2 separate regions of the Homo sapiens genome follow, and region 1 is linked to region 2. The links are chromatin contacts, found by Hi-C or POLR2A ChIA-PET in ENCODE. All regions are on one chromosome and are shown on one strand. The core of a region is the stretch at or near the end of the contact, and the rest is flanking DNA. Distances in the headings are between cores, read along the strand shown. Region 1 holds the start of DDRGK1 (DDRGK domain containing 1). Region 2 overlaps EBF4 (EBF family member 4).

What was found. A loop is a pair of places that touch in the nucleus more often than their neighbours do. ChIA-PET counts read pairs that join two places held with the same protein, here RNA polymerase II (POLR2A). Pooled maps may share reads with other maps.
Region 1: a pooled map shows a loop between it and region 2 (2.9-fold over the local background). The contact joins the promoter of DDRGK1 here to the enhancer-like site in region 2. A Hi-C loop is called at or near these places in 2 of 50 pooled maps. POLR2A ChIA-PET finds 5 or more read pairs at or near these places in 2 of 52 experiments (B cell and HepG2).

What each region holds. Positions count from the first base shown.
Region 1 is chr20:3,203,432-3,206,553 of GRCh38, forward strand. It overlaps DDRGK1 (DDRGK domain containing 1), which reads right to left and starts at 1,251. Exons shown (of 9, transcript NM_023935.3): 1 at 1,106-1,251. The coding sequence starts at 1,196. It also overlaps a transcript of ITPA not described here. RefSeq lists an enhancer at 943-1,162.
Region 2 is chr20:2,750,032-2,752,840 of GRCh38, forward strand. It overlaps EBF4 (EBF family member 4), which reads left to right. Exons shown (of 17, transcript NM_001395167.1): 11 at 1,669-1,757; 12 at 1,891-1,956; 13 at 2,055-2,232; 14 at 2,326-2,514. Among named protein-coding and RNA genes, the nearest start is that of CPXM1, 49 kb to the right of the region's middle. RefSeq lists silencers at 276-415, 2,194-2,373 and enhancers at 352-1,032, 1,101-1,612. Within about 2 kb of position 1,467, at least 8 of the 41 ENCODE cell types and tissues checked have a DNase peak (open chromatin) inside an H3K27ac peak, as active enhancers do.

The DNA.
Region 1 (3,122 bases), core at 1-2,500, 450 kb after region 2:
AAATGACAATGCTGCCTATAAGCCCAGCCCGGCCCATGGCAGGAGGAGCGGCAGCCCGGAAGCCTCACCTCCTCTGCTTAGCGGCCTGCTGCCCACAGCACAAGGCCCCGACTTCTCAGTCTGACTGGCAAGGCCTTTTCCACCAGGCCCACAGCTTGGTCCCAGGCGGGGGCTCAGCCCTTCCCTCGGGCCTGTGTGAATACTCCTCTCCCCTCCCGGCTCCACCTTTCCAGCTGGCCTGTCAGGAGGCCCCTATCCTGATGTCCCCAGCTCTCATCGAGTACCCCCTGCAGGAATCCACTGATTTCTCGCCTAACACCACCTGTGGTTTTATCTGGCTCCCCAGCCAGAGAGTACACTTCCCGGCGGTGGCCGAGCCTCCCCCGGGAAGACCTGCTGGATCTCCGCCTTCCCTCAGCGTGTCCCTTCCGCTCCTGGGAGCGCGCAGGTGCTCAGAGGTAGCTTGTGGGCCCAGGGAGCAGGAAAACACATATACAAACCCGCCCGCTGACCAGAAATGGGGGGAAAGAGGGAGGATGGGTGTATCTGTTCTGTGCCCTGGCCAATGACATGGCCTTCTGATCGGGGAGCGGATTGGGGAGGGAGAGTGGGCCCTCTCCTTGGCGGGAAGGGAGAGAGCTTCAGGAATTTCCTGGAGCCGCCTCGCGCTTCTCCAGCTCGTGGGGGACAGGCAGAAAATATTCAGATGCCCCCTTCCTGGCACCTGCTCTGGAGCCAGGCTGGGAGGAATGGAAAACCCCTGCGGCCTCCCTAACAGGTGCAGAGGGAAAGGGCCCCGACGGTGACGGATGGGAGTGTGCGCCGGCCAGGGCCTCAGGCCTTTGGAGGTATGGAGTTCCCGGGGGTGAAGAGAGGGATGAGGCCAGACTCTGGCTTGGAGTCGAGAGAAAGGGGTAGCGGCGCGGCCACCGATTCCAGGTAGGGCACTGCGGAAGCCCCACCCGGCACACGACTAGCGCACGGACGCGCATGCGTCCCGCCCGCCCAGGTGCGCACGCGCAGGAGCCGCGGCGCGACGGTCCACAAAGGCTCAGAAGGCCAGAAAACCCGGTACCACCAACCCTGGTGCAGCGGCATCTCCTACCTGATGCCGCCCGGCCCCGGCTGCGAGTCAGGAAGAGGATAAAGCCGACTAGCAGAGCCGCCGCTACCAAGTACCACACAGGCGCCACCATGACGAGGGCCTCAGTGCAGAACCACTGCGTCCACCCTGAGGCCGGGATCTCATAGGCCCCGCCCCTATTTCCCAATCTAGACTCCGCCCACTACTCGGAGCCCCGCCCAGCGGCACATCACAGAGAGGCTTTAATGTCAGACATTAAAATGAGTTTGGGGGGTGTAAAGAAACCCACAATGTTAAGAGGAAATTATAGCAGACGGTATGTCCAGTAGAAAACATCTATGTATGTTTTTTTTTTTTGAGACGGAGTCTCTGTCGCACAGGCTGGAGTGCGGTGGTGCGATCTCGGCTCACTGCAACCTCCACCTCCCAGGTTCAAGCGATTCTCCTGCCTCAGACTCCCGAGTAGCTGGGATTACAGGCGCCCGCCACCACGCCCGGCTAATTTTTGTATTTTTAGTAGAGATGGGGGTTTCACCGTGTTGGCCAGGCTGGTCTCGAACTCCTGACCTTGTGATCCACCCACCTTGGCCTCCCAAAGTGCTGGGATTACAGGCGTGAGCCACCGCGCCCGGACTATATATGTTTTAAAAATCACTAAACAATCCCACATAGTGTTTATGGAAACAACCGTGGAAAAAGTACGAAAAGAGGCTTGGGACTGATGCACACCAACTTCAGGATAGCGATTACCTCTAGGAGGAGGGAAGCGGGTTGGGGTTTTGCTGTATCTGTGACACTGAATTTCTTTCTTTCTTTCTTTCTTTTGAGGGGAAGGGGAGGGGAGGGGAGGGCAGTACTGGAATTTATTAAGCTTTTTGTATACATGATAACAGAAGTAAAGATTTATTTCAGGAGCCAGGCACAGAGGCTCGTCTGTTAACCCAATACTTTGGGAAGTCTAGGTAGAGGTGAGCCTAGGAGTTCAAGACCAGCCTGGGCAACATGATGAAACCCTGTCTCTACAAAATACAAAAATTAGCCAGGTGTGGTGGCATGCACCTGTGATTCCAGGTACTTGGGAAGATGAGGTGGGAAGATCACCTGAGCCCAGGGAGGTCGAGGCTGCAGTGAGCCATGATCATGCCAGTGCACTCCAGCCTGGGTGATAGAGTGAGACCCTGTCTCAGAAAATAAAAATAAATAAAAATAAATTCAGGACCAATGAACAATGGTGAGAAAGGGATTTGAAAAAATACGGGCCAGATGAGGTGGCTCTCCCCTGTAATCCTAGCACTTTGGGAGGCCGAGGTGGGCGGATCACTTCAGGTCAAGTGTTCAAAACCAGCCTAGCTGACGTGATGAAATCCTGTCTCTACTAAAAATACAAACAATGAGTGGGGCGTGGTGGCACATGCCTGTAATCCCAGCTACTCGGGAGGCTGAGGCAGGAGAATCACTTGAACCCAGGGGGCGGACGTTGCAGTGAGCCAAGATTGCACCACTGCACACCAGCCTGAGCGACAGAGCAAGACTCTGTCTCAAAAAAAAAAAAAAAAGAAAGAAAGAAAGAAAAAGAAAAAGAAAAAATATGGGCTGGGCGAGGTGGCTCACACCTGTAATCCCAGCACTTTGGGAGGCTGAGGTGGGTGGATCACCTGAACTCAGGAGTTTGAGACCAGCCTGACAAACACAGTGAAACCCTGTCTCTACTAAAAATACAAAATTAGCTTGGCGTGGTGGTGGGTGCCTGTAATCCCAGCTACTTGGGAGGCTGAGGCAGGAGAATCTCTCGAAGCCGGGAGGCAGAGGTTGCAGTGAGCCGAGATCACACTATTGCACTCCAGCCTGGGCAACAGAGTGAGACTCAGTCTCAAAAAAAAAAAAAAAAAAAAAAAAGCTGGGCACCGTGGCTCACGCCTACAATCCCAACCAACACTTTGGGAGGTCGAGGTGGGTGGATCACCTGAGGTCGGGAATTTGAGACCAGCCTGACCAACATGGAGAAACCCCATCTCTACTAAAAATACAAAATTAGCCG
Region 2 (2,809 bases), core at 217-2,716:
GCACTGGTCTCCGTTCTTGGTGATAGGAGTTAGCCGAGCTCTACGCTGTGGCCACGACCCCTAGACGGCCCCGGGCCCCTTTAACCACCTATGCCTGTGATCGCTCCGCTCGCAGGACCGTCTTTCCCTGGCTCTGTGTGTTTCCCTCCCTGGCCTCTGGCTCCTTAGTCCCTTCCCCGGGGCAAAGTCCCCCCCACAACCAACATTCTTACTCCCTCAGCCATCTCACCTCCTGAACATTGTGTCTCCCGCCCGCACTCTCCAGGGTTTAGAGCCTCTCCAAAGGGATGTTTATTCCAAAGATGCCAATGGGGTCGCTGCTCCCCGAATCTTCTCTGGGTCTCTTGGTTCCCCCACGCTACCCCAGGCCTCACTCTGCATGTACACGCACACACACGTGCGTACATACACACCCCTTGCACGACGCCAGGGCGAGCAGTGAACACACGTGGAGAGGCAGTGTAGAACCCCCCAGCCTGGCTCTATTTGGCCGCTGGCCGAGTCTTCTCCATTTCCATCCTCCCGCCCCGCCCCAGCTGAGCCACCCACTTCTCCTCTCCACCCCACCGCAGTCCCCACCATCGCGCAGCCCCCCGCACCGATGCTCATCGAGCCCTTCGAGGGACACTCGGTAGTGACCCTACTTAGCCTCCCCGGAGCTCCAGTCTAACGCGGAAAGGCTGAGCAGAGAACCGCATGGGGTGGGTGGGGTCACGCGGTCAAGGGGCTGACAATCAAGGAAAACCTTTGGTAGGGAGTGCCTGCTGAGCCCGGCTCAACCGAAACCCGAGGGCTGAGTGGGGAGGTTGACCTGGGGAAGGAAGGGTGGTTGCAGAAGGAATGATAAGGACCGATCCCCAGAAGTGAGTGCTTTCTCTTTGCCGGGAAACTAAAGGAAATCCACTAAGTCAGGATCAGAGGTGAAGGTAGGGCTCTGAGACTGGTGGATTAGGTCGGGGCCAGGCTATCTGAAAAGGGCGGTGCGGGGATCAGGAAAAGGGGAAGGAGGAGGAGAAGGGCGTGGGGAGCTGGGTCAGACGCGCATACACACACACACCCCTTGCACAACGCCAGGGTAAGCAGTGAACACAACACACGTGGAGATGCAATGTAGAATCTGGCCGCTGGCCGGATCTTCTCTACTTCCATCCTCCCGCCCCAGCCCAAGCCACCCACTTCTCCAGTTGCTTCCCTGGGGTGCATGCAAACCTCTAGCCTTCAGATGCTGCAGAGAGTCCACTTGAGCCGTGATAAATGGAGATTGTTAAGTTTTTTCTTTTTTATAATAAACTCCTGATTTGACCAGATGAAAAGAGAAAACTCTCCATCGAGTCCTGCCCTTAGGACTATAACTCATATGTGTATACGGTTTCCCTTTTTTCTAATCACAAATGGGTGCATGTGTGTTCATACCAAGCGCCTAGGGCCGAGGACAGAGGCTGGCTCAGTAAATATTTGTTGAGTAAACAAACGAAAGAACTGAAACTTCCCTGAATCTCGCTGCCGGGGGTGCCTGGAGTTTTCCGGGGGACTTGGGCTGGGCCTGGTGGAGGGGGCTGCAGCGAGGCTCTCGGACTGGGCGCTGGCCTGCTTTTGGCGCCCTGCGTCTCACCCTGGGAGTGGGGGGCTGCGGGGGAGACGTCCTCCAAACGCCGCCCCCTTCCCCAGCTCTGAACGAGCCCACCATTGACTACGGATTCCAGAGGCTACAGAAAGTCATTCCCAGACACCCCGGAGACCCCGAGAGGCTGCCCAAGGTACTCAGAGGGGCGGGGCGGGGCGGGGCTGAGGGTGTCCTGTGGGCAAGGGGGTGAGGAGGGGCTCCCGAGGGCCCCTTGGTCGCCCCCAGGGGCTGCCCCTCCGTCCCGCTGTCTCTCCCCCTGTCCCCAGGAAGTGCTGCTGAAGCGGGCGGCCGACTTGGCAGAAGCCCTGTACGGAGTGCCCGGCAGTAACCAGGTATGGCGCCTCCGCCCTCCCAGCGCCGCCGGGACCGGGGCCCCCCAGCACGCGGCGCCCGCGGCTGCCCCGGCCGTGCCCCGCTCTTGTCTTCGCAGGAGCTGCTCCTGAAGCGCGCGGCGGACGTGGCCGAGGCTCTGTACAGCACCCCCCGCGCACCCGGGCCGCTCGCACCCCTGGCCCCGAGCCACCCACACCCCGCCGTCGTGGGCATCAACGCCTTCAGCAGCCCGCTGGCCATCGCCGTCGGGGACGCCACCCCGGGGCCCGAGCCGGGTGCGTGGGCCGCGCCTCCCCGCCGTCCTCGGGCGCCGCCACCGCCCCTCCCCGGCCGGCACCGCCCCCTGACGGCCGCGCTCTCTCTCGCAGGCTACGCGCGCAGCTGCAGCAGCGCGTCCCCCCGCGGGTTCGCGCCCAGCCCCGGCTCGCAGCAGAGCGGCTACGGCGGCGGCCTCGGAGCTGGCCTGGGCGGCTACGGCGCGCCGGGCGTGGCCGGCCTCGGCGTGCCTGGGTCCCCCAGCTTCCTCAATGGCTCCACCGCCACCTCGCCCTTCGCCAGTGAGTGTCCCCCGCCCGCGAGGGAAGGTCTGGGGCCGGGGAGCGGAACGGGACTCAGCCCCGCCCCCGCCCATCCCGGAGAGGTTGGGGCGCCGGCGCCGTGAGAGTCGACCCTGGCTCAGCCCTCGGGGTCAGGCCCACCGTCCCCGCCTGGGACCTCCCCTGCCGCAGAACCTCAACCCCACCCCTAGGCTGCACATCCCGGGGTCCTGGGGCCAGAGTACTCCGTGCACTTTTAGCCTTCTTTGCCGGTCCGTTATGCACATCGCTTCTAGGCCTCCGGTCCCCCTGAAGT